7 separate regions of the Mus musculus genome follow, and all the other regions are linked to region 2. A link is a loop called in an ENCODE intact Hi-C map of the cell type or tissue named here. Cell type or tissue: heart. All regions are shown on one strand. Region 1 overlaps Eefsec (eukaryotic elongation factor, selenocysteine-tRNA-specific). Region 2 has its middle 9.3 kb from the start of Mir6376. Region 3 overlaps Ruvbl1 (RuvB-like protein 1). Region 4 overlaps Eefsec (eukaryotic elongation factor, selenocysteine-tRNA-specific). Region 5 overlaps Podxl2 (podocalyxin-like 2). Region 6 has its middle 8.4 kb from the start of Gm46965. Region 7 has its middle 21 kb from the start of Dnajb8.

Region 1 (4,000 bases), 320 kb before region 2:
TTGTGGGCTTTGCTGCTGGTTTCATGAACATATGGTGATTGAGACCAGACCTTACTTGTCATGTGTCATTTGAAGCAGGCTTGCAGGCTGCAAAACCTCCTTGCCTGACTTCTTGGCTTTATTTCTTTCCTTGGGCTTCTTAATATCCTAAAGGTAGGGCTAGGTGACCTTATTCTGTAAGTTTGATGACACAGAAAGAGTTTCATCATCATGTTATCAAGTTCATTTAGCAGTCCCTAAGAGATCTGCATGCAAGGAAGGCAGAAGTTACCCTAGCCTCCCAGACAGGTGGGAGGCAGGTATTAGGAAGTAACAAAACCATAAAGATTGTGAGTTATGGTCAGTACCAAGGACAGTACAGGACTGTTGGCTTTGGGGTATCTCCCTTACACCTTCCTGAGGCAGTAGGATTGAAAGTAAATTCTGGAAAAGTGTGGGGCCTGTGACTGGTGAGTTGGGGATGGATACTACATGTCAGAGGAGCAGCGCCTGCAGTGGCTCTGAGGAGGGCAGGTTGGGCTGGTCTGTAATGGGGAGAGGGGGTGGTAGGCAGTCATGGCTATCTTTGGACAGATATGCACACTTGGATTCTGTTAGCCCTGGTTTTGCTGGAGGACAAGCAATGGTATATTGTGATCCATGGACACAGAGAGACATTCACACTAGCCCTCTACAGGTGGTTGGCCATACCAGGTTTTCTTTACTGGCTTTTATGTGTCCTTAGTCCTGCCGGTTTCTGTTACCAGGCCTCAGATTCATGTGGGTGTTTCCTGCCCTTTTCTTAAAATTTTAATGTTTTTATTGTAGTATTGGAGAATCGAATCTCAGGCCTCCTGTGTACTGGGAACACTCTGTACTACTTTCCTGTAGTAGAGCAATGGGCTGAGGTGGAAATAGGGTTGGCAGGCAATTCTGGCATGGCAGTAGTTAGCCAGTTCCACTGTTCTGTAGTGTGACCAGTGGTACACTGGCACACTGGCATCTCAGGCTCCAGTTACAGGGTGGGAAGATAGCAGTCCTGAGTGGACAGTAGAGATGTCAAGTAAGGCATCCATCCAGTCACGGAGCTGGCCATACTTTGCTAGTCTCCTTGAGCATACTGCCCTTGATGTTCCCACCACCCCTCCTGCAGGATGTCCTGGGTGAAAGATAACACACAGGGTCAGGAAGGGACAGATTTTGCCTTTTCAGGAGAACTGAGGTTGCTATGGTTTGGTCTCCAAGCTGTGCCCGTGAGGTGGAAGAGTGGGTGCTGACGTTCTGATGATCTGTTGTTTGGAACAGAACTGCAAACTGACTTCAGAGAAGCTTGTTCCCCTGAGCTTGCTGCTGAGCAGGAGTTACTGGCTTTAAATTAGCACAGGTGTCTTCTGCCCTTTTCTTAAGTTCTTTGTGTTATTTTTGTTGCCGTATTGGGAATTGAACCTAGGATCTGGCAAACGCCCCGCCTCTGAGCCACATCCCTAGTTCCCTTTCCTTAAAACAGGGGAATAGTAACTGACTTCAGAGCTCTCTTGAGATTCCAGCTTGGTCTCCAGGAAGTGATTGTGTCTGCTTTGGGGGAGTCACTAGAGCAACTGTAACCTGAGGGATTCTTTTCTCCTCTGGAACCTAATGGGTTTCCTTCCCTTGTGCAGACTTCTTAAGTAAATGGAAGTGCTACTTACTTATTATTGCAAGTTCATCAATCATTTCTCAAAGTTTTTTAAAGTGCATAATAAAAGTTCCCATGATAACCAGCAGCTTTTTGAAGAGTGAGTGTTTTCTAGGAACCATGAGAATCTATTGCATTAGGTCTGATTTCTCCAGTTGGAGCTTCCTTCTTCTTATCTCAAAATCTGCCTCAGAAGGCAATCTGGGGATGCACAGCAAACACTCTGGTAACAGATGTGTGTCATCCTTTTCCTGACAAGTCCCTAGGCTGGGAGACCCAGCTCTACTCAGTACGCCGCCATCCACTAGGTGTGGGTAGACACACCCTGTGCTGATTAGAGCTGTTGGTGCACAAGAGGGCAGTGTTTGCTTGCAGTCTCAGACGGGCGATCATGTGCTGGTTCACAGGTCAGCAGAGTTAGAATGACCTCAGATGTAGTCAAGACAAAATAAACTGTAAGTCAAGGTTGTGATGAGTTCTCATATATGCCTTTAAATACACAACTCCTTCAAAACTTTGCTGCTTGTTAGCCTTCTTTTTCCTAAAAAGAAAAATATTGTTTCTTTCAATGTTTATTTTTAATTTTTTTTTAAATCAATGAAAATATGGTTGCAAGTCTTGTACAACACTAGCAGAGGTTACACAGTGTCACAGAAGCAAAACACCGGCTTCCTAATTAAAAACCAGATGGGCAGATTTTTGTTTGGAGCAAGAGGTCAAATGTATTTTCTCCCCTTTTCACATCAATGTAAAGCTTATCTGCCTTAACTTTTGAAGCGTTTGAAGGTGTGTACGTCAGCAGTCCGCCCTGTTTCTTTTATTCTGCCTTCCCCCGTAAGGTGGCTCCCTGCATTCTGTAAGGTGGCTCCCTGCATTCTGTAAGGTGGCTCCCTGCATTCTGTAAGGTGGCTCCCTGCATTCTGTAAGGTGGCTCCCTGCATTCTGTAAGGTGGCTCCCCTGCATCCTGGTGTCCCGGGATTGATTGACTATGCCTTTTTTTTTTTTAAATAATGATTTTCCCGTTTTCAGTTCTTCCATGGTACTCTTCTGCTGAAACCTTTGGACCAGCAGGACACATGCTGGAATGCAGTTCTTGCCCCCACCAGATTTCAGCTGCTACAGAACTGGGAGCCCCTTCCTGTCCTCAGTCACCTCCTGATCTCAGGTGTTTTTAGGATGTTGGTGTCACTCACTGATGAAATGCTACAGATGGCAGCAGCTTGAGGAAACAAAAGGAGGAAAGGCATAGGATGGCCATAGCTTGTCTTGGCATCCCCATGGGAACCACCTGGGCTTTTGAGCTGCCCGTGCACCCCAGGTGGAGGCAGTTGTCTTGCATAGGACGACTGTATCAGGAGCATGCTCTTAAAGCTCATGCACAGAGCCGAGGCTTGACCAGCTTGAGTGTCAGGAGTAGTGGGTGCTATAAGACAGGAGGATAGAGACAAGGATAGCATTTTTGACTGGAGACAAGCCAGGTCTTCCCATATTGCTCATTTACTTGATGCCTTGATCATCTCACAACAAAGCATAGTGAGACCCAGATGCAAAGGGCTGTCCACCACTTCAGTCCCCTGACAGCAATCAAGGAGACAGGCAGTTCCAGGCTGAGCCCTGTATAGAATCAGACGTCTTCTTCTAGTCTTATGTAATCCAAAGGGAGTATGTCTGTAAGAGTGGTGCCACATAAGTAGTTGAGGAGGGATATGACATCCCCTGTGGTCTTTAATTGATCTATGACTTCTAGTTTAAATGTGAATGTCACAGCACTGAGTGCAGTGTTAGTGGGTGGCCACTCACAGGTTTTTCTGTGACCCACATGACTTCTAGTTAGGTCTGAGTCTAAAAGAAAGGTTTTGCTGCATCAGGTTTGTAAAAGAGGCTCACCAAACATTTTTTTCTAGGAACAGAATTTTTGAAAAATGCTGGAGCCTTTCGTTTACAAAAGAAGCTCATTTGTCAGGGATGAGAAGTTGTTTTTGTGTGGCTCTGGGTGGCTTCGTCCTTTCACTTCCATAGTAGGGCTAGCAATTAGGAATGAGACCCATGTTCTAGGTGGTCACTTCCAGCTAGGCTGTGTGTTTGTTCCGTCTCTGTCAGCTCAGAGGGAGCAAAATGAGTGAGACCCCTGTAACAAGCAATATGTGGGTGCACCAGAGACACATGCTGACAGAGATAGAGTGTATCTCTGAGAGAATGGTCTGGGTGCTGTTCTGTCTGGAATGTAGATAGAGTCATTGTTCTGACGAGTTCCCTTATAGTAGAGTTCCCTCCGTAAGCATTGCTTGTGGTGAAATTTTGAGACAGTTTTCTGTTTGGGTCTTGAGGTCAGTCGACTTTCTTGT
Region 2 (4,000 bases):
GATTTTATTTCTTTGAAACAGAGTTTCATTCTGGAGTCCAGAATGGCCTTGCTCTCCTTCCGAGGACAACAGGCCTACGCCACTCTATATATGCAGCTTTGAATTCAAGTTGATTTTTTTATTTCTTTTGTTTTGTTTTAATTTGACCTGATGTTTTGAGGCAGAGTCCTATGTAACCCAGGTTAGTCTCAAACTCAACAAGTAGTCAAAGATGCTCTTGAACTCTTCTTAATCCTCCTGCCTCCACTTCCCCAGTTCTGGAATTATACATATATGCTGTCACATTCCGTCCTGAATTTAACTTGTAATAATGTTAACAGAATGTCATACAGGGAAGATTCAGCTGCTGGGAGGAACCTCATTGGGAAAGAAGGAGAGGCACACACATACTCATTCACACACACACACACACACACACACGTTCACACACATACATACACACACTCACACATTCTCACTCTCTCACACACATACACACTCATACATGTGCATATACATACTCTCTCACTCTGTCTCTATGTCTCTGTCTCTCTCACACACACATACATACTCACATACACACACACATACTCTCTCTCACACACACACACATACACACTCACACACGTGCATACACACATTCTCTCACTGTCTCTCATTCTCTCTGTCTCTCTCTCTCTCTGTCTCTCTCTCTCTCTGACTCTCTCTCTGTCTCTCTCTCTGTATGTCACACACACCTCCCCTCCATAGCCATCCTGTGCAACATCTTCAATGCATGCTGTGTGGATCTGGGTCTGGCCCAGGCCACGGGAGCTGATGTGGAGCAGAGCACAGAGACATACAGTTAAAACGAAACCCTCCAGGGAATCCACTAAGAAAGCTCTAGGTGGGTAGGAGAGTGGGAGGAAGGTGGGGCTTCCGCTCTCTTTTCTGTGCCTTCTGGACAGTTTGAAGGCTTGCTATGAGCATGCATTGTTTTTACAATTGAAAACACATGTGCACCTCCTGGAGCCTACAGAGGAGTGCTGCAATGGGCCCAAAGGACAGAGGAGGAGGGAGGTGATAGCAGATGAAGTATAAGCTTGGGTGTGGAGACAGAAAGCTTCACGCCGGGTAGGCCTTCTCCATACACTCATGGGGGCCCCACTCATACTGGGCCCCAACCAGCCACCAGAGTCTTCCAGTGGAGCAGGGTGAGGGCCGAGGCCCGGGTCCTGTCTTGCTCCGTTGGCCCTCTGTGCTTGGATGCCTGTTCACTGGAGCACTCAGCTCACCTCCCACGGACTCGCTCTCTGGAGCTCCTGACATACCATTCATGAGCTGACCACAGCCACCTAGGACCCCACAACCCCACATGGAGTCGGGCTAGCCTAGGAAAGAGGAAAGGGCAGCTTTGTCCCAGCAGCCAGGCTTGGGAGGACAAGCCTCTCATGTGACATACATATTCCTGCTGAGTAAATCACTCCAAGGATCAAAGAGCCACCGTGGTCTGCTGGCCCATCAACCCTAGTCTCGACTTATCGGCTGCTGCCTCTGATGCCCAAGGCCAGCAGAACATTCTGGCCCCCATGGACCCAACCCCCAGTGATTACCCAGAATCCCCGGGGGGGGGGTGCTGACCCAGTCAGATGGGTCCCCTGCTTTCTTGATCACACAGATCCTGTTTGTGACCTACCACTGTTTTCTGTCTTGGGGGTTCAGAGAGCATATTTTGTTTTGTTTTATGAATTTTGGCTTTCTGTTGTTGTTGCTGTGCAGAGCCCTCATAGGTACCTGACAGCAAGGGCTGAGGGCTTCAGCTCTTCAGCTCTTTCTCATTCTCAGTGTTCCCTGGTGTCCTCAATAACAACTTCTACTCTGATGATTGCAGGGGGTGTAGCTGGCAGGAACTAATGGGGGCTGGGCTGTGCTTCAGTACCCTAGTGCACCCAAGCTCTGGGTCCCATCCCTGCACCAGGAAGAAGTCAGAAAGGAACCAGTGGTGTAAGGGCCCAAACCTAGAATGTGAACCTGTCAACAAGGTGACTGTCTGGGGCCTCACTCATCCCTGATCCTCACCGGAGCCCTCTGCGCTGGATCTCAGGATGAGCCTACGTCAGATCAGAGCGTGAGGCCAGCAAGGCCACCCACAGCCAACGTGGGCAAAACAGGGACGAAGGGTGAGAGGCCCCAGTATCCAGGCTCCTTCCATCTCTGCATGCAGACACCCACCCTCTGTCCACCCTGAGGCCCAAGCAGGGGTGGATTTGCAGGGTTTGGAGTGCCCTCTAGTGGCTACAAGGCTCCAATTCAACCCCTACCCGAACCCCATATAGCAAGGTGAAACCCAGCTCTTCCCTGACCCTGTGCCCTGGGGCCAGAGACACCAATTCACTTTGCAACAAGAAAATCAAGGGATAGGCCACATGCACAAAACAACCAGAGCAGCCAGAGGTGCTGCCCCGCAGTGCTGTGGTACATTCCAGGGGCTACAGCCTTCATTGAGTGCCTGCTACCTGCTCTGTGACCTCAAAACAAGAGATTATTCTCTTCTACAGACAAAACTCAAAGTTGCTCTACATCCCTGATCTAGAAAATGTCCAGAGCAGTCCCCACATGTCACTGTGCAGAGAGGCATAGAGGACCCCAGTCCTCTGCTGGGGGCTGGAGGACACCAGTGCTCTGTGAGCTGCCAGGCTGCATCTTCTTATCATTAGCACTGTAGTGTGTTCCTGTTACCCAGCTGGGACTGCCACCACCAAAGGAGCCACCCCACTGGCAGACTCATTTCAGGCTCACACCACTCTAAGGAACAAACATTATTGCATTTTAAAGATGGAAACAAAGTTCCTAGCGGTTGGATGACTTTGCCAAGGCTACAGGTCCCGGAAGACAGCTGCAGCATCCCACCTAACCCAACCCTACCTTTCTATTTGCTTCCTAGTGAGGGTTTATTTTCCAAACCTTTGTAAATAGCCCCCACACCCACCTTTAAGAAAGCTTGGCAGCCAGACATGCTAGCGAGTGCCCTTAATGCCACAGGGGTTGGGTTAGGGAAGATGGCAAAGGTTTGAGGCCATCTCTGTTTGAGGCCGGCCTGCTCTGTAAGAGTTTCGGGCCAAGCTGGGAGGTGGTGACATCTACCTTTAGGGAGACAGAGGCAAGAGGATCTTTGAGTTTGAGGCCAACCAAGTCTACAGAGCAAGTTCCAGGACAGCCAGGGATTCACTGAGAAATCTTGTCTCAAAAAACAAACAGCAAATAGAGTTCCAGGCCAGCCAGGGCTGCAAAATGAGATCCTGTCTAGCACTGATTGATTGATTGATTGACTAATATGGAGAGAAAACAGTGAAAACCAGACATGGCATTACACACCTGTAATCTCAAAACTTGGGAGGTGGAGGCAGGAGAATCAGCAGTTCAAGGTCATCTTCAACGACATCTTGAATACAAGGCTCACCTGTGATACATGAGACTGTCTCAGAGAGAGGGGTGAGGGAGGAAAACTGTGTAAAGCTCAAATGCAGCAAAAATCCAAGAAAGTGACCCATGACGGTGAGAGACCGGTCAGTGGAGAGCACACAGTCTAGACGCAGCTCTGTGTCCTTAAAGAGATTTATGTCACCCACGAACAATCACTGCCCTGCGCCCCAGGAACAGCCCTGCATGACTTCTAGCTCCCGTTCATTCTCTTCAATCCAGGAGTCAGGGAGGATGCAAAAGAGGGAAGGGGGCCGGGCGTGGTGGCGCACGCCTTTGATCCCAGCACTCGGGAGGCAGAGGCAGGCGGATTTCTGAGTTCGAGGCCAGCCTGGTCTACAAAGTGAGCTCCAGGACAGCCAGGGCTATATAGAGAAACCCTGTCTCGAAAGACCAAAAAAAAAAAAAAAAAAAAAAAAAAAAGAGGGAAGGGGTCCCTCCGCCGGGGACTGGGAGGTGGACAAGAGGGAAGCCAGAGAGGTGTTCTTACCTGGTCACACGCGTCACGGGTGAATGATGAACTGCCTGCATTTGCTGCATTTGCTCTGAGTATTCCAACGTA
Region 3 (4,000 bases), 370 kb before region 2:
GGCCACACCTTATCACAGATTTGTTAAGGAATGGATTTTGGATAGTGGGCTTCCAGGCAGACAGTCCGGGGTGTGAGCCCACAGGGCAATGCTCCTTGAGCTTAAGTATGGCGCCTCTGCAGAGATAAGGCAGGGCCTCTGGAAACATAGCTTGTGCTTGAGCAAGTGACGCACCCCCTCTTTAACACTCTTCCATTGGAAACTCTGGGCTCTTGTACTGGGCCACTGTTGACTCCTAGACCCCTCATGTTCTGTCAGAGGCTGTCGTATGCACTGTGAGATGCTGTGTGACACCCACAGCATTGAGTCATGAGAAATAAAACCGTCTACAGATATCACCAAATGTTCACAGGTAACAATGCACTTGATGGAGGATCAGTGCCTGCTACTCTCTGTAATCCATAATGACAGAGACAACTAAGAATGTGGTAAACACCTGGGCAATTTAATGGGCAGTTCCCTGACACGTGCCTGAGCCTGGCTGGCCCAGTAGACACAATGAGACATTTCTAAAGGGCAGCCGTATGCTTGGCTGCAATGCAACTTGGTAAGAAAAATGGTCATTCTGGGCTGAGGAGAGGCTCGCTAAGTAAAAGATCCTACTGCTCTTCCAGAGGACCCAAGTTAGGTTTCCAGCACCACTACCAGGGACTCACAACCTCCTGTAACTGTCCCAGGGGATCCAACATCCTCTGACCTCCATGGCACTTGTACACACATATGTGGTGCATACAAATGCATGCAAGGACAGTCATCTCAACAAATGGCTCTATGACAGCTGGACATCTATATCTATGTCTAGATGTAGAATCGGCCCTTCTTTGACCATGCTCAAAATTAATCCCAATTGACTTACAAACCCAGAGCCGAATTATAAATTCTTGGGAGAAAACAAAGGCATGTGCCTGTGGTCTCAGGTTAGACAGTGCTCCTTATGTAAGAACAAAGCACAAAGCAGGCAGACTGCACTTCAAAGTAGCCTGGAATTTGTTCCTGGGGGCAGGGGCTGAAGACCAAGGACTTATACATGCAAGGTAAGTGCTCCACTGAGCTGAACTCCTACCCTAAAGATTAAGAGTTTTGAATAAAAATTTTAAACTGTGTCAAAAGACTGCCAAAAAAATTGATTAAGACTACCCAAAGAATAGTAGAAAATACTCAAATACATTCATGTAATGTTCAAACATTATTGATGTACATAATAATTTACTACTCAAGAGTAAAGGCAAACAAGCAAAACAGAAACTGGGCACATCTGTAACCCCACAAGTTGAAAAGCAGGAAGATTAGACGTCTAAGGTCAACCTAGGGAGCCTAGTGTCCCCTGAGGCCAGCTCTGCACCATGCCATGCAACACTTTATACCTACTCACTGCCCAGCTGGGTTGAGGGCATCATGTGGGCTTTCCAGCAAGCTAAGTGGCAGCCCTTGCGGCTTGCAGTCTACCACCGGGAGACAGCCTCATCTGTCCTTGGGTGGCAGGGTGTCCTGACACCACTCCATAGGGGCTCATACAGACTTTAGAACCCTGACAAGGAGCAAGCCCTCAACATGTCAGATATAATGCTGATGGTGCAAGAGGTTGGCAGCTCCTCCAGGGAGAAGGCTATGACGACTTGTTACAGATTGTCACACTGTGTAGATATTCCTAAAGTTCTGACTTTTAGCATCCTAACCACACTAGTGTACTCTGGAGCTCAGTCTTCACCCAAATCCAAGCCACATGCCTACGTGGTGAGAGCCCAGGCCCTGCTTGCCCAAGTCAATGGGAGCAGCAGTGTGGTGGGTCTCCTGCGGATGATGTCAGCACGACGGAGCTGGTACTCAGCACCAACCCACTCTGTAGAGTTCATGCAGCTGGCTAGAGCTTGGTTCTCACAAGCAGGCTGGGATCAAGGGCTCCTTCCTCTTGAGAAAGCCCTGGCAACGGGGTCCAAGAGCTGCCAGCCTCTGTTGGCACCCGCTGGTTTCAGTTAGCTCTGTTGGCAGAGCTCCCAGCAGGGGGCACCATGTGTCCATACTGAGCCCAGATGAAGCTGTGCAAGAAAGCAAGTGTCCAGCAGAGCCACAGGTGCCAGGCTTCCGGAGCCAGGCCCACATGGAGTCTATAGACGCTGACTGGGGGCCCTGAGTCTCCCCAGCAGCCGGCCTGGACCTGGCACAGCAGCTTCCCCAAGACTACAGGACACACCTGTGATATGTTCCTATCCAGATGGCATCACGGGGTGCCAGAACACACAATGCCACCATCTACACTTGAACCATAAACATATCCCAACTAGAGTGCATAGGGGACACAACTGAGGGTGGCTGCTGTTGTAATGCACTACGCTCACAGCAAATACCAGACTACTTACTCCCCAGGGCCACCAGCACCCGGTGTGGACAATCTCAGTGTGTAGACTAAGTTTCTCCAGCAAGGGCCAGTGGCATTCTATATGGTCCACCATCATGGACAGGCAAGCCAGCAGTCTGGGTGGCTTCGGCTGTCCTGAATACTCGAGGGCCATAGGACCATAGTGTCTCCAGTGACCACTGTCAAGATCACACAGCCCCAGGGCACTGTCTCTTGGAACAGCTGTGGGCTTGAAAAGAAGCCCTTTACATCCCAGCACTGCAGAGACCAGCCCTGACTGTCCCACAGGACCACAGAAAACCTCTAGGGCACTAAAACCGCACATGAGAACCTGACATGGGCCTCAGACAAAAGCTGGTACATTCTCTGCAGCTCAGGCTCAGAGTACTTAGGAAAAAGTGAGTCTGGAAAACCCCTCCACCCCAGCATTGGGGCTGTATTAACACAGGAGAGACTGTACGAAGACCCACTCTCCAGGGCTCTACTGAACCTCTCAAGAAAGGTCTGGGGTGGGAAGAGTTACACCATTCAGTTCCCTCACCTGAAGTGAAGCTAGCAATACCTATCCCTCTGCAGGAGACAGGAAGTTAGCTAGCTCATGACATCCCACTAAAGACCAGCCCCTATGCGACCATTACTTCGCACACTCCATAGCCCAAAAGACCCCTGGGAAGACCTTCCTCATCAGAACAACCCAAGACACATCCTTGCTTCTTCCCCATCTGCCTCATGGCATGCAGGCATGCGAACCAAGGAGAACACTCGTTCAGAAGGAAGGTGGGAAGCCTTGGAGCAGGCGTGAGGCCCTACCTGATGACACAGTTGCCTCGGTTGGATGCAAAGATGACAATGGGGGCGATGGAGGACTCCAGGGCTCGGTGCAGGTAGGTAAAGCACTCGATATCCAGCATGTGGACCTCATCGACAAAAAGCACTCCAGGGACCAGCTCGGCCACACCCTGGTCAATGTATTTGTTCACCACTTTGTTGATCTCCCCTCGAAGTTTATCTAGATGTGGGATGGCAGGGTCAGCACCAGCAAATAGCTCCCGCTCTGAGCTCGGACTTCCACCCAAACCCACCCTACACCTGTTTCCCCAACTGTGAGGCCCCAGCAGGCCCTGGCCCCATTCCAGCTTCAGTTACATCATCTAAAACAGGAACAAACACACCTAAAGGCCACAGAACTGGCAGCTTTCCCTAAAGTTGTTTGGCTAACCCCAAGTGGGTTGTGCACAGGAAGGCCATGACCTCCTCACACGCCCCACCCTGCCTTATTGCTCATCCTCCCAACCCGATGTCCAGCTCCCACTAGAACTCAAGTCTAGCAGATTTGGGAGCCTGGGACGACAGGAGTTTTCATATGCAAATATTCCTATGTTGTGCTCTGTGAATGACCCTGTCTTATGGCCCTGTGTGACGTTGCCTTCAATCACACGCAGTCTCAGTCCTCTCCAAACAGGAAGATGGTTTCAGGCCTTACAAGATGTTATCCATAGTCAAATAGGCCACCACGAGTCACAGCCCAGTCTTAACCGCAGCAGTAGGGTCTGGTCATAAACAGAACTGTAAGATCTGCTGGAGTTGCTACCTCTTCTACCAAATCTACCAGTAAGAATTGCCTGAGAACAAAGAGCAAATTCA
Region 4 (4,000 bases), 210 kb before region 2:
TTGAAATAAGGAAAATTTCTACTTATTTTTTAAGTCAACAAGCACTATAGAAATTTACCAGGAATCTTTATAATATTATTTAGGATGATTTTTAATCTTTTGTTCTACTAATGTGCTGGGTTCTCTAGTAGTGCATAACAGAATAGATGCTGCTTAGTTACCTGTCATTCTTTTTAATATTTGGATTGTAATTTTGAATACTTTTAAGATATTTATGTTAGCATTCATAATTGAGATATATGGTTGACACTTCTGTCAAGTTATGGTGTCATATGAACAGAAGACTTCAGAGGAAGAGCTTGCCCACTTTCCTCTGTGTTTTGTCTGCTCCTTAGAGGAGGAAGGGAGCTTGTCTCTGCAAGCATCTGAACTCAGTATTGGAGGGAAGGGTGGTACTCTGGTCTTTTTTATTTCAGTCCCTCCTATCAGTTTGGTAACATGTTTTCCTGAAAAATGGCCTGTTGTCTATTTTGTTTTATTTTGGTCTTTTTGAGACAGGATTTCTCTATTATCAAGTTGGAACTCCCTGTGTAGACTAGACTGATCTACCTCTGCCTCCTGAGTGCTGGACTAGAGGTGTGTGCCCACCACTGCCCTGCTTCTGTTGTCTGTTTTTAAATGTGTTTGTATTATGTAGCCCTGGATGCCCTGGAATTCACTATGTAGCCAAGATGGCCTCAAAAATCACAAAGATATGCCTGCCTCTACTTCACAAGTGCTTGGATTATATGTAACAACGCCTGGCATTCATCTGCCGCTTTTCCTTTTAAATTTTGTTTATGCAGTGTTGGCTTTAACAATTCCCTTTTGTACACGATGCCAAGCCTACCATTATTTGTATTCTGACTGAATATGCCACCATGCCTCCACTTCACTCTGCCTCCCTGGGCTTCATGTCCCTTTCTTACCCTGGGAGGGTCTCACAACCTCTCCTCAGAGATCCATCAGCACCACCTTAGGTGCTCTCCACTGAGAACTGCTACTTCCCAGATGCCCCTGGGGTCCTTTACCTGTGCAACTGGTTAAGGAGGAGTTTCTCATCTCAGGTTCTAGGCTCTTTCTCTCGGGTCTTTAAGGAATTCTTTGTCTATACAGTTTTTAAAGTCCCCCCACACTTTTCCCAAGTGTTCCTGTCTGTAAGATGGGTAGTTTTAAAGCCTTTGGAGTCGCCAGGACTTGCGCTCCCTATTTCATGTTTTCTCACCTGCTTTGGATAACACCGGCCTTTTAGTTAATTCTTACTCTCTGACAGGCAATGAAACTAAGGCTCAGGATGGCGACTCTCCCAAGGTAACACAGTTGAAGCAGTGATTTGCTAAGCTATGATTCACACTTACCTCAGGGGTCCCTAATTCCCAAGTCTTTATTTGTTGTTTCTGTTAGCAGCAGCCATAGCACTGTGGGTGGATTCCAGGTCACCCTGTATTTCTGGCTTTTGAGGTGAACTATGGCACATAATGTAACCTGGTAACTAGACTTATTTTGTGCTTAATTGGAAGCAGACTGCAGTGGGCTCAAAGGTCAAGCAAACAGCCTTCTGGCCAGTACCTTGCAACCCTCCCAGGCTCCTCGAGTGGGGGCGGATCTGCTGCCTGGAATGTAGCTTGGCCACATGCAGGCGTCTCCTGTGCTGCCCTCCAAGCTTTACCTCAGCTCTAGAGCACTCCGGACAGTGTTTCTAGCCTCAGTTCTGTGTCGCGTTCAGAGACAGTAGATGGAGCCAGAGACTTGGAGAAAAATGAAATCCAGTCCAGAGTCCCTTACTCTTGGGGCCAAGACAGTGTGCTGCAGGTAAAGAAAAGGCGTGGCTCCCTGGGGCTGAGGAGTGGCCAAGGCTTTTTCTTGGCTTCTTCTCTGTGGTCATATATTAAGGTTTATATGAGAAGGAAGGACTCAGGGCTTAGTCGAAGGAAGTTCATTGAAAGTCAGGCCTGGTTCCCACAGGCTACATGGCTGCTTTATTGGCCGTGCCCTGGGTTTTCGTTCGTAACAGAGAGTCTTCTTTCTGTTACGTTACCCCCACACCAGCGACTAGAAACCCGCCCTGAGACATGGCTGAGTTTCATGTGCAGTTAGGACAGGCAGGAAGTATGCTGTATCTGCGCCACAGAGGATCTAATAGGAAGGGTCAGGCTGAGAAGAGTCCCCACTCTGTAAGTGCAGCCATGGCAGCTTGGCTGAAAACCTGGCCTTGCACATCACCCTGGGTCTCCTCTAACGAACAGAGCTGCACTGACAGCAGCTGGCCTTGCCCTGTTGACGGGACCATGCTTCTCTCCTACCTACCCCTGGACTGGTTAGTGCGGCAGACATGTACCCAGTGACCCTGTGTGACTCCCACTGTAGGAGTGCATGACACACCATGCTATTCAAACTCACTGGCTCTGTGGCAGATTAAACTGTTGTCTGGGGTTAGATGGAGCAAGTAGCTTAATTCCTTAACTGTTTGTGGCACACGCTGCCTGCATAGGCTCTGTAGGTAGCTAGGAAAGCAGAGAGGCCTAGCTTTTGTTTTGTTCTTCTGAGCTCCCTTGGCCTGTCAGTGGTTATGGATGGGCCATTCTGACAGATGTCAGCTGGGGGCTTGTGCCCAGGAGCTCAAGAACAGTCTGCCTTTACCTGGGAACCAGGCTATGCAGCATTTGGGTTTTTTCTTTCTATCACTTTCTCACAAGTACTCACCAAGGACTGAACCAGGTCTGGTCATGGGAGATTGTATAACAGCTTTTCACTTATTGTTGGGATTGTCTTAGTCCAAGGTTTGCAGAGAACCGGAATTCCAGGTGGTAGCCATCACAAGTAGAGAGAGGTAAGGTTGACAGAGTGGGCCTAGTATCACATGGTGGGGCTTAGCAGCTAATCAGGGAACAGGGCAAGAAGAAAGGGATGGAGATCCTGGCTGGGAACTACAAGTAAAGAGATGGGAAAGCCCAGCAGCAGCATTAAAGGGCAAGGGTCAACATACAGGATGCGGAAAGGAAGGAGGGCCCTTAGCGATCATCTGTCTGGGTCCATGCAGATAACCTCCATACCCACTATGTAGCAAAAGGAGAAACTGAGGTTCATAGAGGATATGTGCATGGGTTATATAACCAGTGAGTGGCTGTAGATGGATTTATAAAAAGCTGCCAGTAGCTATTGGTTCCAGCCAGAAGTTATTGTGACTCTCCAGCCGTAAGGTTCAAATGGATGCTCAGGTTTTAAGAGACCTAAAGTAGAGTTAGAAAAAAACACAAGTGGCCAGTTGCAAGGAGATAAGACCCATCAGGACCAACAGAGAGCTTTGCTTCCAGCCAGAGAAGTATCTGCTCCTCTCAGGCTTTTCTCAGGACAGCCTGGCAGCTGCCCTGGGCCTCATCCTGTCTGACTTCCCTACCTGGCCTAGCCTGACTTGCTGAGATGCCACCTCCACATTCTGGGGTTCTACTCATGTGCCATCCTTTTCAGGTTTTTACACCATCCATCCATTTAAAGTCAACATACTTGAGAAAGGAAGTAGAAAACAACAGAGGATTGGTTGTTTTCTAGTCACACACACCCTGTGCAGTTTAATGAAGTCATAACAGAACAGAAGGAGGGGCCTGTCTGCTCTGCAGTTCTCAGGAAGAAAAGCAGGTGCCACCATTATCTCCATGCCTCTGGCCACTGTGCTTGAGAGCCTAGGAAGCAGAGCCATGAGTAACCCATAACCTTGGACTTGGTGTGCTGAGCCTGTAAGCAGGATGACAAAATTAGAGCTCACCTCAGTGTCTCTAATCTGAGCTGGGGAAGACACTGGTTCTCCTACTTTTCTCCGTCCTGCCATAAGCAGGGGCTGTGTCTGTTAAGCTGAAAAGTATCTGTTCCTGGCCAAGGAAGACTTCAGCTCCCCAGCCCCTGGGGTAGTGAGTGACAGGGCTGCCACTTGCAGCCTTGGCCCTGGACTCTTTCACACTTGGCAGTTGATTTCTGAGTGTTCCTGTGCATGCAGGGTAGAGCACCCCAGCCTCCTGACATCTGC
Region 5 (4,000 bases), 750 kb before region 2:
AGTTGCAGCAGCAAATGACCTCATACCTTTTTGCACTGCCCTGGCTATTAGGTGTCCTGGTATAATGGCTAGAATGAAATCACTAGGTCAAGCATCCCACCCAGGAACAGAAGGCAGGGAACCCAAATAGCCCCCAAGAAATAAGGCAGTGGATTTGCAAAAGTCTGGCAGGATGTGGGCTGATCCTTAGGAATCCAGGCCACAGATGCATGTCACCACCCTTGGGTACAAAGGACTGGAAGGTGACATCTCTGGCAACCATCTCCTTTCCACTCCACATCCAGTGTCCCATCTCCAGGTGCCTCAATGTCCTGTTCTTCCTCTCACCAAGTAGCCTGTCAGAGACAGGGCCATGGGAGCCCAGGGCTGTGGCTGATCAAGTCAGCCTAGGGCAGTGGTAGAGGAGAGCTTTAGACAGTTGGAAGGCAAGTGGAACAGCTCTGCTATCAAGTGTGTGGGTCTTTACAAAGGCTCTGTTAGCATCCCCACTGTGACCCCCAGAGGGACTCCAGCATGCACTCACCAGAGGTACCCAGTTGTGGGGCCTGGGACGTTTCCCACCGCCGAGTTCCATTAGCCAAGTGCAATGGCCTAAGCATTCCTTGTGTGCGGGAAGCTGATGCAGTGGATGCCAACCTAGACTAGCAAGACCCAGTCTCAAGAAAGCCAGGGTCTGGAGATGAGGCATGAAGGTAGAGTTGCCATCCTGGCCATACACAAAGGCCTGGCTTCCATCCCTAGAATCCGTCAAGGGGAAGATTTTGCTCAGTTTGATAGGAAAATTATAATGGTCTTTGGTAGTAGCCTAGAAAGCTTAATGTAAATAAAGTATATATTAATATATATGTATAATTAAATCTATATATGTACATGTATATATTCTGAACATAAATTATATAACACATTCTTTTTTTTTTAGATTTATTTTATTAATATATGTAAGTACACTGTAGCTGTCCTCAGACACTCCAGAAGAGGGAGTCAGATCTTGTTGTGGATGGTTGTGAGCCACCATGTGGTTGCTGGGATTTGAACTTTGGACCTTCGGAAGAGCAGTCGGGTGCTCTTACCCTCTGAGCCATCTCACCAGCCCCTATATAACACATTCTAAGCAAAATATTTTACTTATAGAAATATCAACTATAGTTTTCAGGGTTGGAGAGATAGCTCAGTGGTTTAGAGTACTGGTTGTTCTTCAAGAGGACCCAGGTTTGATTCCCAGCACCCATATGGTGGCTCATAACCAACCATCTATAATTCCCAGGTCCAGAGGACCCAGCAGGCATGAAAGTGATGCACATACATATATGTAGGCACAACATTCATGCACATAAAGTGAAAATAAATAAAATACAGTTTTCATTTTGGACTTGAAGCATGGGGTAGTGGAGAGAAGGCAGATTCTATAGTTCCAGCCCTGCCCACTAGCAGCAACTGACATCAGTGAACAGTGCAAGGCTAAAGAATGAGGCCAAGTCTCACCTAGGATAGGTGGGGGTCCTCACCTTGCAGGGAGGGATGTGTTCCCAGCACCCAGCACAACATTTGGCCGTGAGAAGTGCTCTGCAGATGGCTGTCACTGTCACCACTGTCATGCTTCTTCCTGCTGAAGCATTCTTTTTATTTCTGCCACTGTACAGTTTTTATATAGAAGAAAGAAAATATGTCTCTGTCACTTATAAACAGAGACATTTTTACAGTCTGTCATTTGGTTTTTTTAAGTTTTAAAGAATGTGTTTATTTACATGCTGTGTGTGTGGCTGGTTGTTTATGTGTACTATCTGTGTGCAGTGCCCAGGCCATCCAGAAGAGGGCATCATCTCCCCCGGAACTAGAGGTACAGGAGGCAGTGATCTGTCCATGTGAATTCTAGAAATCTAACCCGAATCCTGTGAAAGAGCAGCCAGTGTTTTTAACTGCTGAGCCATTGATCCAGACCCTTGGAAATGCTTGTTTGTTTGTTTGTTTAAGAAGTTTTTTCCTCCCTGAGATATCTCTATTCTGCTATTCTCCTGTGCTTTTATACTTTTATATTTAGTAACTGCAATGTTGGTGAGAGGTAGAAACCCATATCAGTGACTTTTCTTGTTATTGTGATTAAACACCAGACGAGAAGCAACTTAAAGGTAGAAGGGTCTCTTTGGGCTCAGAGTTAAAGAGGATAGAGCCCACCATGGCTGGGTAAGATGTGATGGCGGGCAGCTCCATGGCAACAATAGCGTGCGTCGGGCACACCTTACCTGCTCACATCTTAGAGGAACAGAAAATAGAGATCAGAAAGGAAGCCTCCAAGCCTACCCCTAACAACTCCCTTCCTCCAGCTAGGCTCTGCCTCCTAAAGGTTTCACAACTTCCCAAAACAGTGCCATCATCTGGGGACCAAGTGTTCAAACAGGAGTTTATGGGGACATTCTCATCTAAACCACCAGGGGGCTTCATCTCCTCTTCCCGGGTAGGTGACTCATCATCCCAACAGTTCAGCCCTCTGTCCTAAAGGGGCAGTCTGATGCTCTGTGCCTCTCTCTGGATCTTCCCACTGGGGCAGAGGCAGGCAGGCAGTGGGTAGGAGAGCAGCAGAAGTGCCTGGGACTGACTCCTGGGGTCGCAGCAGAGTCTGAGTCCAGGGAAGGGATGTCTCTCCTCCCTGGGCTACTGCAGGCCTCATGATAAGAAGTCTCACCATCATCTGCTAAGTTCAAGCCCTGTCATGGTTTCTAGCTCTCAATATGGCTCGCTTGGCTTACTGTCTTCTCATCTTTGTCTCACCAAGTGATGTTAGCACAGTCCTCACAAGGAAGGGAAGACACAGGCAGGCAACCTTAACTGTTGGCCTCTTAACTGTGTACTTGTTGTGGCCTTCCCCTCCCCTTTTGTGTCTTGCCATTTTATACCACATGACTCCATCTTTCTGGGCAAACACTCCTGGGTGAACCCCAGTTATATAGAACATAGCTTATATTTCCAGCCCACCAGAAACTGGTCTCCATAGTACAGCCCCACTTCCTTTTCTGCCTGGCAGAGCTGAGTGGATGAACTACTCAGGGGCTCACCTGTGACTCTAGCACTGCCCCTAGAATCCTATTCTAACTGGCACTGGCTCAAACCTGCTCCTCCAGCCTCTACACCTGATTCTTCCCATCCCATTGGCCACAAAAGCTCTTTTTCACCTATCTGCCTGGTTGCTAGATGACCGTCCCTCACTACCCAGCTCAATAGGGGACAGTCATGCATGCTGTCCATGAGCAGATGCTGGCAGCTATGGTGCTGCTAGTGCCCTGTCCATGGTGTGTAGCCTGGCAGGTAACATGGAGCTGGTGTCCCACGCCACCTCACACTCTGGGCCAGTGGTGGGTGAAGGTACCCATTTCCCAGTCCACCTGCCAGCAGTTGTGTCTCTGCATGCCATTAGCAGCCCCTAAACTCAGTTTCCTCGCAGTGCCTGCTGTGCGTTACTGTAAGAGGGATGAGGTGGGAATAGAGTTAGGGTCCACACTGGCAATGGGAAGGGAGGCAGATATTTAGAAGACCCAATGGGTACTGTGTCACTCACCACCATTGCTGGCTTCTGCTCTCACTCAAGGAGTCAGAGTCCTACACCCCATGTCTGAGGAACTGAGTTGTCTCAGCTGCTCTTCAGGTCTGTGTCTCTCCAGAAGAGCAGACACAACAAAGTGAGGAGGGGTGTGGTGTGGATGTAGCCATGCCGTCAGCAAGCTTGAGGTGGAGTTAAAGCAAGATCAGCTCATTCCCAACGCTAGAGATAAACAATAGCTGCCATTTTATCCAGTTTTAGCCGCTTTCTACAGTAGGATTGGAAGGTTCTGGAAGCCAGACCTCCACAGTAGAAAGGCACATCTGTGAGACCTTTGGGTCTCATGGTCCTGAGCTGCTCTGTGACATTTACCCCTTGATCATGACACTAAGCCGCCCAGGAGGTGAAGCTCCGGCCCTTATTAATCACCTATTAAAGGCCTATTTTGGTACTGTCATAAACACAGTT
Region 6 (4,000 bases), 390 kb before region 2:
ATCAGAGGGGTGACAGTTTTGGGCCAGCCCCGGCTACTGTCACTATAGTGGAGAGTATGGGTGTGGACTACATCAGAAAAGTCCCTAAGATACATTGGAGGGAAATACCAAAAGCAATTGTGTCCATTACTGTTCGTGTTCAGAGTAGGCAAGGAGGAGCCTGGTGTGGTGATGTACACTGTTAATCCCGCTGCTCCAGATGGAGAGGCAGGCTGGTCTTAGTTCCAGGTCAGCCCAGACTACACTACACAGTGAGAACCTGTATTCCCCTCCCCCTTATATGTGCATACACACACACAAACAGATTGAGACAGAGCATGACAGACACCGGATGGGGGGCAGTGGGCAAGGACATGACAATGCATTTGGAAAGCTCTAGCAATCCCTTTGGAACTAAATGTTCATGTCCTCTCCTAGTCTTACATGCATGGGAAATGGGAGAGCCCAAGCAAACATGAGCAGTCATGAATAAGTAGATGGTGGATAGCCATACACTGTTCTGAACGAAGTGGGCCAGAAGCAGCTGTTGTCCGAGACTGCCTCCAAGACAAACTGCCTCCATCTTCAGTTGGGCTGGACCCACTTGCCCAGGATCTTCACGGGTGGGATTGTTGACTGGTGACCTTCCTTCTTTCAAGGGGAGGCCAGAGAATGTCATAGGCCCCCTCCCCTGGGTACTCAGCCAACCGACCCAATAAGTTGAATGTCATCCTGCCCTAATTCTACTGACTTGGCATCGGGGCCTCCAAGAGGGGCTAGAAAACAGGTGGGAAGGTATTAGGGAAGAGGCTCCATCTATACAGCCATGAGGAGTCACCATCCCTGCCAGGTGCACATTTCCATTGTGGCTGCTTTAAGGTCACCCATACTCTACCCTTTGCTCTGTAAGACCAAGGAAGTCCCTGGTCTTTAGTGGACTTTAGTTTGTTGCTAGGGCCCAAGGAGGAAGTGAGTAGACGTTATTCCTTCTGCTCAAGGGGTTAGGAAGATTCTCTTTGTCAGCACTCACAGTGGCCTACTTGTGGCTTAGGGATTTTACTCTGTGAATATAAGCTTTAAAAGAGAATACAAGCAAACCAGAACTCTAAGCAAGGATATGCAGGCATTCCTACATCACTCAGGATGAGGGAACAGGGTCAGCCATTATGAAATGCAGAGGCTGAACCTGAGACTGACAGCACCTTCCTCCCCATCTCTAGTCTCCCCTTCCTCCTAATCTCTGCCATCTCTAGCTAGGAAATACACTGAGTGTAAAGTGGCTTGCACAGAGGGACCACGAAGTGGAACACACTATCATGCATACTCCTTTGATTCAGTCCAAATTCTGCACCCTGCTCAGAATTAACACAAAACTATCCACTCAAAACTTTATCCTGCCAAGGGTACACTATAAGCCCAGCACTAGGAAGGAAGAGGCAGGCAGAGGAACCTGTGTTCGAGGCCACCTGGTCTATATAGAGAGTTCAGGTCTACTTGATGATGATGATGATGACGCCAAGCTCAACAACAACAATAATAATAGTAATAATAATAAAGCCAAACTCCATGTGCCTACCCCAATTGTTTTCCCACAAGCATCCTCCACCCCCAGACTGCGTGTCTAGCCACACGGGGGCGCTGCGAGCCACGCCACTCGGGGGTCCGCGGGTATTTGCAAGGGTCTGGGCCGCACCTCCCGCCCGCGTCCCCATTAATCACGCGTGCTGACGGCGCCGACCCGCGCGCGGGCGGCGTGACGGCGCCGGTGACGGCGGGTGACGGAGCGGGCAATCGGCGGGCGCGCATCGGCCCATCTTATCGCGCCAGCCCAGCCTTCGCCCGTCGCACGCCGCCCATTGATCGCGCGGGCCGGGGCCGGGGGTCAGCGCGGACGCTCGGCCTGACAGCCACATCCATCGCGCTGACGGCCGCACGCGCGCTCGGCCCGGCCATTAATCACCGCATGGTGCCGAGTGACGGGGAGGGCGACAGGACCAGCGGGCGATTGCCAGCCCTGCCAGCCCGCGCCTTCCATTGCCGGGCCCTGCCGCAGGTCACCCGCATCCCCAGGTCACTTGCTTCTTGGGATGGGAGGACGGTGTGTACCTCTCAGGGTCCCATGGGAGAGCTGGCTTGTCTGGCTGATACTAGGTAATACCATTACTCCTTTCCAGGGGATAGCAGGACCTGTTTCTGCATGGAGCACAAACAGAACTGCATTCAAACGTGGAGGGCTAGACCTCAGCTTGCGCCTGTTTCACAAACTCTGACCTCTAGCAACAAGAGCCAGGAACTGGTCATTCTGATCTGAACCCTAGTCACATAGTGCCTGTGGCCTCAGAGAGTTTCACATCCCAGCTTGGCTGCTGCTCCTCACTCAAAGACAGGGCCTTTCAGACATGTGGCCAGCGACCCAATCAGGGCTGGCCCAGGGTCAGGGAGATGGATGGCTACAAGGTGTAAGTCCCGCCCTCTGCCTGCAATTCCATTTCTTAGCTACCATACTTAGGCATGTTGACCTACCACCTTCTGGTGTGAGAAAGCAAGCTGTCCCTTCTTAAACCCCGAGTATTCTCTGAGGCAGTCTAGGGTTGGCCAGGGTAAGGGCTAGGGTTGAAGGGGTAAGGTATCTGCAAAGCAGAGGCCAGGAAGTGCCTTGGCTTTGGGAGAAGGCACCGCACCTGGAATGAGCAGCCACCAAAGAGCTCAAGGAGAGGCTCCCAGGAGCCTGGCCCAGAGCTGGGATAGTGGCCACCTCCTGTGACCAGCCCCCATCCTGCCTGACTTTAATATTACAACAATTTTTCAAGCTGGAGCTGAACTAGTGGGAAAAATGGGGCTGCTGTAATTGTTGTTAGATTGTGTGTCAGCCTGATAAGATGTAACAAATACTTCCTCCCCACCAGGGTCTGCTCCCTGCCTGGCAATGGATGGAGAAACTTCTCATAGTCTACAAGGGATGGGCCATAAAAACTTCGCCTGTAAGATTAATGTAATAATCACAGGCCTTGCTGGGGAAAGGGAGGAAAATTAAAATAACCAAACCTGGCTACCTAGCCAGACCATCTCCCTCCCATCAGAGCACTGCTGTCCCCTCCCCTAGTACTGTCACACCCCAGAAGAGGGAGGAGCGGCAGGAGTGGGGGGCCGTGGTTAGAAAACACAAGGCCACAGTCCTAGTGCTCACTAAAAGCTCTGGAGAGCAGGTGCAAGGGACTGCAGGGATGGCAGGGACTGTCCTCAACCCAGCAGCACCTCCACCGCTTCTGTCCTGCTCGGGTGCTGTGAAGGGTGAGGCTTGACCAGTCGGCCCTCTCAGTTTACACAACAGCCTCACCTGCTCAAGGTCAGATTCACAACTATTGCTAGGCAGGGAAATTTCAGTTTCCAGCCAAGGCTCTAGGGAGTCTGATCTCAAATCTGGCTTCTGTCTCCCGCTAGCTGGGCGGGTGCGTTTGGCCTAAAATGCCATGTCTTCATTTGTCTAGTAGGCTTAATTAAATACCCACAGCAATCTCCTAAGATCTTTTGCTATGAGGACAAAAATGGTGTCACCAAGAATGGTGGTGCTTACAATCCCAGCAACTCAGAAGGCAGAGGCAGGAGGATTGCTAAAACTCTTAAGCCAGCCTGGTTTACACAGTAAGACTGCCTCAAGACATGGTGTCCAGTGTACACACCAACCACCCATGAATCCACACTGATGGTTTACTAAACAGGTCAGCAGTGAGACAATCCTTCATGCAGACTTCCCAACCACAGGTAAAGGGGCAGCCCTGGAAGAGACACAGCTTTTAAACCTTAGTTAAACCTTAGGTGTGGTTAGCACAGAACGACTTCACTCAAAAGAGCCCAGCACAGAACATGGAGTGTGAACAAAGTCTCAGAGAGAGCAGCCTTGGCCAGGTGCCGAGGGTCTCAGAGGTGTCTACTCAAAGTACCTGTCAAGATGGGCTGCAGGACACACGGACGGACGGACACACACACACACCAAGGCTAATCACAAGAAAAATACTTAGCA
Region 7 (4,000 bases), 130 kb before region 2:
CTGCCCAGTTGGCAGAAAGCCCCAGGAGCACAGGTGAACCATGAAAGTACCGCAGCCTGGAATATCATGCAGTGTGTGTGTGAGCTGTCCAGAACAAGTGGGGAGATCAGAAGGTGATGCTGGAGGTAGTGGAAGGGGGTGCTGGGAGAGGGCTAAGTTTCTTTTCAGGGTGACAAGAATGTATTAGAATTTACTGAGGTAGTGTGCACTCAACTATGTGAACACATTAGGGCCCAGAGATTGGACACTCTGAACATTTTCACTGGTGTGTGTGTGTGTGTGTGTGTGTGTGTGTGTGTGTGTGTGTGTCCACACCCAACAGTGTGCCATGGTATAGGTACATGGAGACAACTTACAGGTTATTTATTCTCTCCTTACAATGTAAGTCCCAGAGATCAAACTCAGGCTGTCCGACTTGGTAGCAAGCAACCCTACCCACTGAGCCATCTTGCTGGCCCTGAAAAGTATTATGGGAATGGTGTCTCAATAAAGCTTTGAAAAACAAAAACAAAAACAGAGCTGGAGTGTAGCTCACTGACCAGCAAGGTTCTGGGCTCCTTCCAGGCACTGGAGAAAATGAAATAAGAACCGGGCTTAGTGCACACCTGTGAGGCCTGTGCTGAGGAGGCTGAGAGAGGAGCAGCCCTGTGAGGTTGAAGGCAGTCTGGGCTACAGAATGAGGAGGCCTTGTTTCAAAGAAAAGAAATTAACATAGAACCTAACAATCTTAGTCTTAGGTATACACCCAAGAGAACTGAAAACATATCCACATACAAACTCACATGTGGCTATCATGGCAATGTTTTTCACAGCCAGCTCCGGAGGCCAGCCCCCATATATCCATTAACAGGCAGGTAGATTTATGAAATATAATCTATCCACATAATGGAATATAATTTAACCATAAAGGTGTGATGTAGAGAAATGACGTAGTAAAGTGCTCGCGGTGAAACCGTGAGTACCTAAGTTCTGATTCCATGTACCCAGGTAAACAGATGGGCAAGGCAGCGTGTACCTGTAACACCAGTGCTGGGGAGGGCAGAGACAGAAAGAGAAGGAGCCTTGGAACTTGCTGGCCATCCAGTCTAGTGAAGTAAGGGAGCCCCAGTTTCAGTGAGTCTCTCTCTCTCTCTCTCTCTCTCTCTCTCTCTCTCTCTCTCTCTCTCTCTCTGCATATATATATATATCTGTCCAGAGTGTATATATATATATATATATATATATATATATATCCAGAGCTGGCTGAGCTAGGGTGAGTTTGTGATACCCAGGCTTGGGGCTCAGGCTAGCAATGGCTGCAGGCAGGCAGAGGCAGTCTAAGCCTGTGCTGGGTGGCTACACCACAGTGCTGTACCCCACCCCCCACCCCACCCTGTACCACTTAGTTCTGGGCTCACACAGTCCTGGCACCTGAGGCTTTGCGGCACCCTGCTCCCAGAGATGAGGCCTTGGGCATCTACAATGAAATGCTGGTCTTGCAGTAAGGTTGTTTTGTGGTTATTTAAATCTGTATCATTCTTACTGAGAAAAATGGCACAGCTGTACAAAAACACAGAGCCCCACACCTGCCCTGGCCTGCTGCAGAGCCTCCCATACCTGCCCTGGCCTGCTGCAGAGCCCCACACACCTGCCCTGACCTGCTGCAGAGCCCCCCCACACACACCTGCCCTGGTCTGCTGCAGAGCCTCCCACCCCCCAACACACACACACCTGCACTGAGCTGCAGTTCTCCCAGATACATGGATACACATAGCTGGCCACAGAGGAACCCCTGGGCCTCCCTGACATTGGTGTCACCCCTGTGCCCACCACTCCACCCCTCCTATGGCAAGCCCCACCTCACCCCCATCTTCTTGGGGATGACTATGGATTTTGTTTGTCAGTCTTGGGCAGGGCAGAAGAAGCCACCGGATCCTGGCCCCAAGCTGTCTAATCCTCACAGCAACCCCGGACACGACAGAAACACTCAGAGACTCAACAAGGACAGAAGAAGAAGGAGAGAGCCAGGGCTCGGACCCCATAAGGCTCAGAGAAGTGCACCAGATTTGTGTGCTCCCTCCTCCCTTCTTCCCTCCTCGAGAATCCTTTTGTGTCCCTGTCCTGGTCACTGGCCCTCTTTGAGCACCTGTTGGCACAAGTCACTTTCTGTTGGGTAAGAGCTAGCGAGCTGAAGCACGGGAACTGTCTAAGCACATTGGTGACCGAGTCACAGCTCGCTGCTGGATTCGGTGGAGCACGGACAGCTGGCAGTCGGGTGGTGAGCGCCTGCACTGCCCTGCCCCTGGGCTCCGACAGAGGGCAGGCACGGCCCAGCCTCCGGATTGTTAAGCGGGACACGGAGGAGAGCTGAGCACAGGGCTGCGGGCCCAAGGATATCTCTGAGACTCTGGGTAAAGAACCAGGGACATGAGCCAGAGTGGGGGAGAACAGGAAGAACTCAAGGTACCAAGCTTCTGGCAGCAGCCCGGGACCTGCCGGGTCCCCATGGAATCACTAGTGCTAGGGCCCCATATAGCTGGACACAGAGGCCAGTAGAAAAAGAAGGTGCACAAATGCATGTGTGTGTGTGTGTGTGTGTGTGTGTGTGTGTGTGTGTGTATGTCCTGTGCTAAAATCCACTTTCTGTTTGTTTAAAATGTAGCTATTTACATTTTAAAATTCCACTCTGATTCATTCCTGGGCCTGAGTGACCCATCTCTGAGACCGTTTTCCTCCCATGGAATGGTCCCACCACAGCCAGCTGTTCGGAAGCAGAGGTATAACCTGCCCACAGCACACAGGAGCACACAGCATCAGCCCAGGCCAGGTGAGCAACACAAGGACACAGGTGACAAGGTGGGAAGCTGTCTGTCAGGAGTACACAAGGGAAGGCTGCAACAGAGGAGGAAACCTGCATTCACATGCAGCCCAAAAACACCCCCCACCCCCACGGTCCCATACCTGCGCACACTCCCCCACTAACACCTGAGCTCATGTCTCTGCACATGGTCCTGTATGCCCTGCATATATATGCCCATATATGTACCCCTGAGCTCATCCCTGCCATGCCCCGGCCTGCACCCCTGCAAATGTGCTAGCCTGCAAGGTGCAAGTCTGTGGCTACTGTCCCCAAAGAGGATTTAGGGAGTTTTTTTTTTACGCTGGCCAGCTGACTGGCCCAATCACCACCTGACGGTTTCCTGAGCCCCCAAAGCTTGAAAATTGGGGATTTGCTGAGGTTCACCTACCAGGAGCAAGAACTGAGTTTTGTACCCTGTGGAACCCTGTCCCTCAATGTGTGCTGCCTGCCACCAGCTCCCCTGTGGGGCCTGCCTCACCCTCGGCGCCCAGCGTTTGCGTAGGGCTCCCCAGGCCCGAGATCGCCTTACATGAGGCCGATGATAATCTCTGTTGAAATAATATTTAACACATGCTGCACTTTTAATTAACTATCTGAATAATCTCAAATTAATACCAGAGCTTTAAAATAAGTTTTCATTTTCACATTTGGTAACATAATAGCAGCCTGGCTGGCCCATTTCCCCCTCCTTTGATTTAATTAAAAGCCCTTTTGTGTGTCTCTTGTCACTTCAGAAAGGGACAAAGGCCCCCACCTCCCCCCACCTTACATGGGCAGCCTGGCTCCTGGCTCTGGGGTTCAGGTCTGAGGCTCTGGACAGTCTGACTGAAAGAGACACTTAGGTGAAATCCTTCCAGGCCCAGGCCAGCCCTGGAGTGCCACCGAGTGGGCCAGCATGCCAGCGCATCACACATGCTCACACGGGGTCCCAGGCATGAGCATGGACCAGGCACATTCTGCAACACAGCAGCCCTGGAGGCTACTGGCAGCCATTGCCCTGTATCCACAGTATGCACAGCCAGGCACACAGAGTGGAGAGAGCTCCCCTGGCAGCATCCTTTCAGAGACGTCACAATACATGCACGCACACATGTGAATGTGTGCTGGAACCCTCCTGGCTTGGTGGAACTGTCAGAGTCCAGGTCTGGGAGCACCACTGGG

Evidence for each region. Peaks named below come from ENCODE experiments on the same cell type or tissue, not always from the same donor. Only the 100,000 strongest peaks of a DNase experiment are listed, where the experiment ranks them.
Region 1: a loop joins it to region 2, with 5 times the contacts of the local background. A loop is called at or near these places in 11 of 42 quality-filtered maps.
Region 3: it touches region 2 in a loop (4-fold over the local background); 15 of 42 quality-filtered maps call a loop at or near these places.
Region 4: a loop joins it to region 2, with 12 times the contacts of the local background. A loop is called at or near these places in 12 of 42 quality-filtered maps.
Region 5: it touches region 2 in a loop (2.7-fold over the local background); 3 of 42 quality-filtered maps call a loop at or near these places.
Region 6: it touches region 2 in a loop (10-fold over the local background); 21 of 42 quality-filtered maps call a loop at or near these places.
Region 7: it touches region 2 in a loop (6-fold over the local background); 11 of 42 quality-filtered maps call a loop at or near these places.

The regions. Positions count from the first base shown.
Region 1 is chr6:88,429,406-88,433,405 of GRCm38, reverse strand. The region is part of intron 1 of Eefsec (eukaryotic elongation factor, selenocysteine-tRNA-specific); the gene reads left to right. Among named protein-coding and RNA genes, the nearest start is that of Eefsec, 15 kb to the left of the region's middle. In heart, a CTCF peak has its summit at 1,995 (motif pointing right); a DNase peak (open chromatin) is centred at 1,995.
Region 2 is chr6:88,111,560-88,115,559 of GRCm38, reverse strand. No RefSeq gene overlaps it. Among named protein-coding and RNA genes, the nearest start is that of Mir6376, 9.3 kb to the right of the region's middle. In heart, a CTCF peak has its summit at 2,253 (motif pointing left); a DNase peak (open chromatin) is centred at 2,249; H3K27ac peaks cover 388 bases; H3K27me3 peaks cover 931 bases.
Region 3 is chr6:88,485,078-88,489,077 of GRCm38, reverse strand. It overlaps Ruvbl1 (RuvB-like protein 1), which reads right to left. Exons shown (of 11, transcript NM_019685.3): 8 at 3,167-3,365. Among named protein-coding and RNA genes, the nearest start is that of Gm46965, 4.5 kb to the left of the region's middle. In heart, a CTCF peak has its summit at 2,003 (motif pointing right); DNase peaks (open chromatin) are centred at 1,977 and 3,507.
Region 4 is chr6:88,319,715-88,323,714 of GRCm38, reverse strand. The region is part of intron 4 of Eefsec (eukaryotic elongation factor, selenocysteine-tRNA-specific); the gene reads left to right. Among named protein-coding and RNA genes, the nearest start is that of Dnajb8, 99 kb to the right of the region's middle. In heart, a CTCF peak has its summit at 1,709 (motif pointing right); no DNase peak of the experiment used is centred here; H3K27ac peaks cover 316 bases.
Region 5 is chr6:88,859,577-88,863,576 of GRCm38, reverse strand. All of the region lies in intron 2 of Podxl2 (podocalyxin-like 2), which reads left to right. Among named protein-coding and RNA genes, the nearest start is that of Podxl2, 13 kb to the left of the region's middle. In heart, a CTCF peak has its summit at 2,415; a DNase peak (open chromatin) is centred at 2,496; H3K27ac peaks cover 436 bases.
Region 6 is chr6:88,497,987-88,501,986 of GRCm38, reverse strand. No RefSeq gene overlaps it. Among named protein-coding and RNA genes, the nearest start is that of Gm46965, 8.4 kb to the right of the region's middle. In heart, a CTCF peak has its summit at 1,599 (motif pointing right); a DNase peak (open chromatin) is centred at 1,626; H3K4me3 peaks cover 1,357 bases; H3K27ac peaks cover 1,440 bases; H3K27me3 peaks cover 398 bases.
Region 7 is chr6:88,241,070-88,245,069 of GRCm38, reverse strand. No RefSeq gene overlaps it. Among named protein-coding and RNA genes, the nearest start is that of Dnajb8, 21 kb to the right of the region's middle. In heart, a CTCF peak has its summit at 2,280; a DNase peak (open chromatin) is centred at 2,290; H3K27me3 peaks cover 3,391 bases.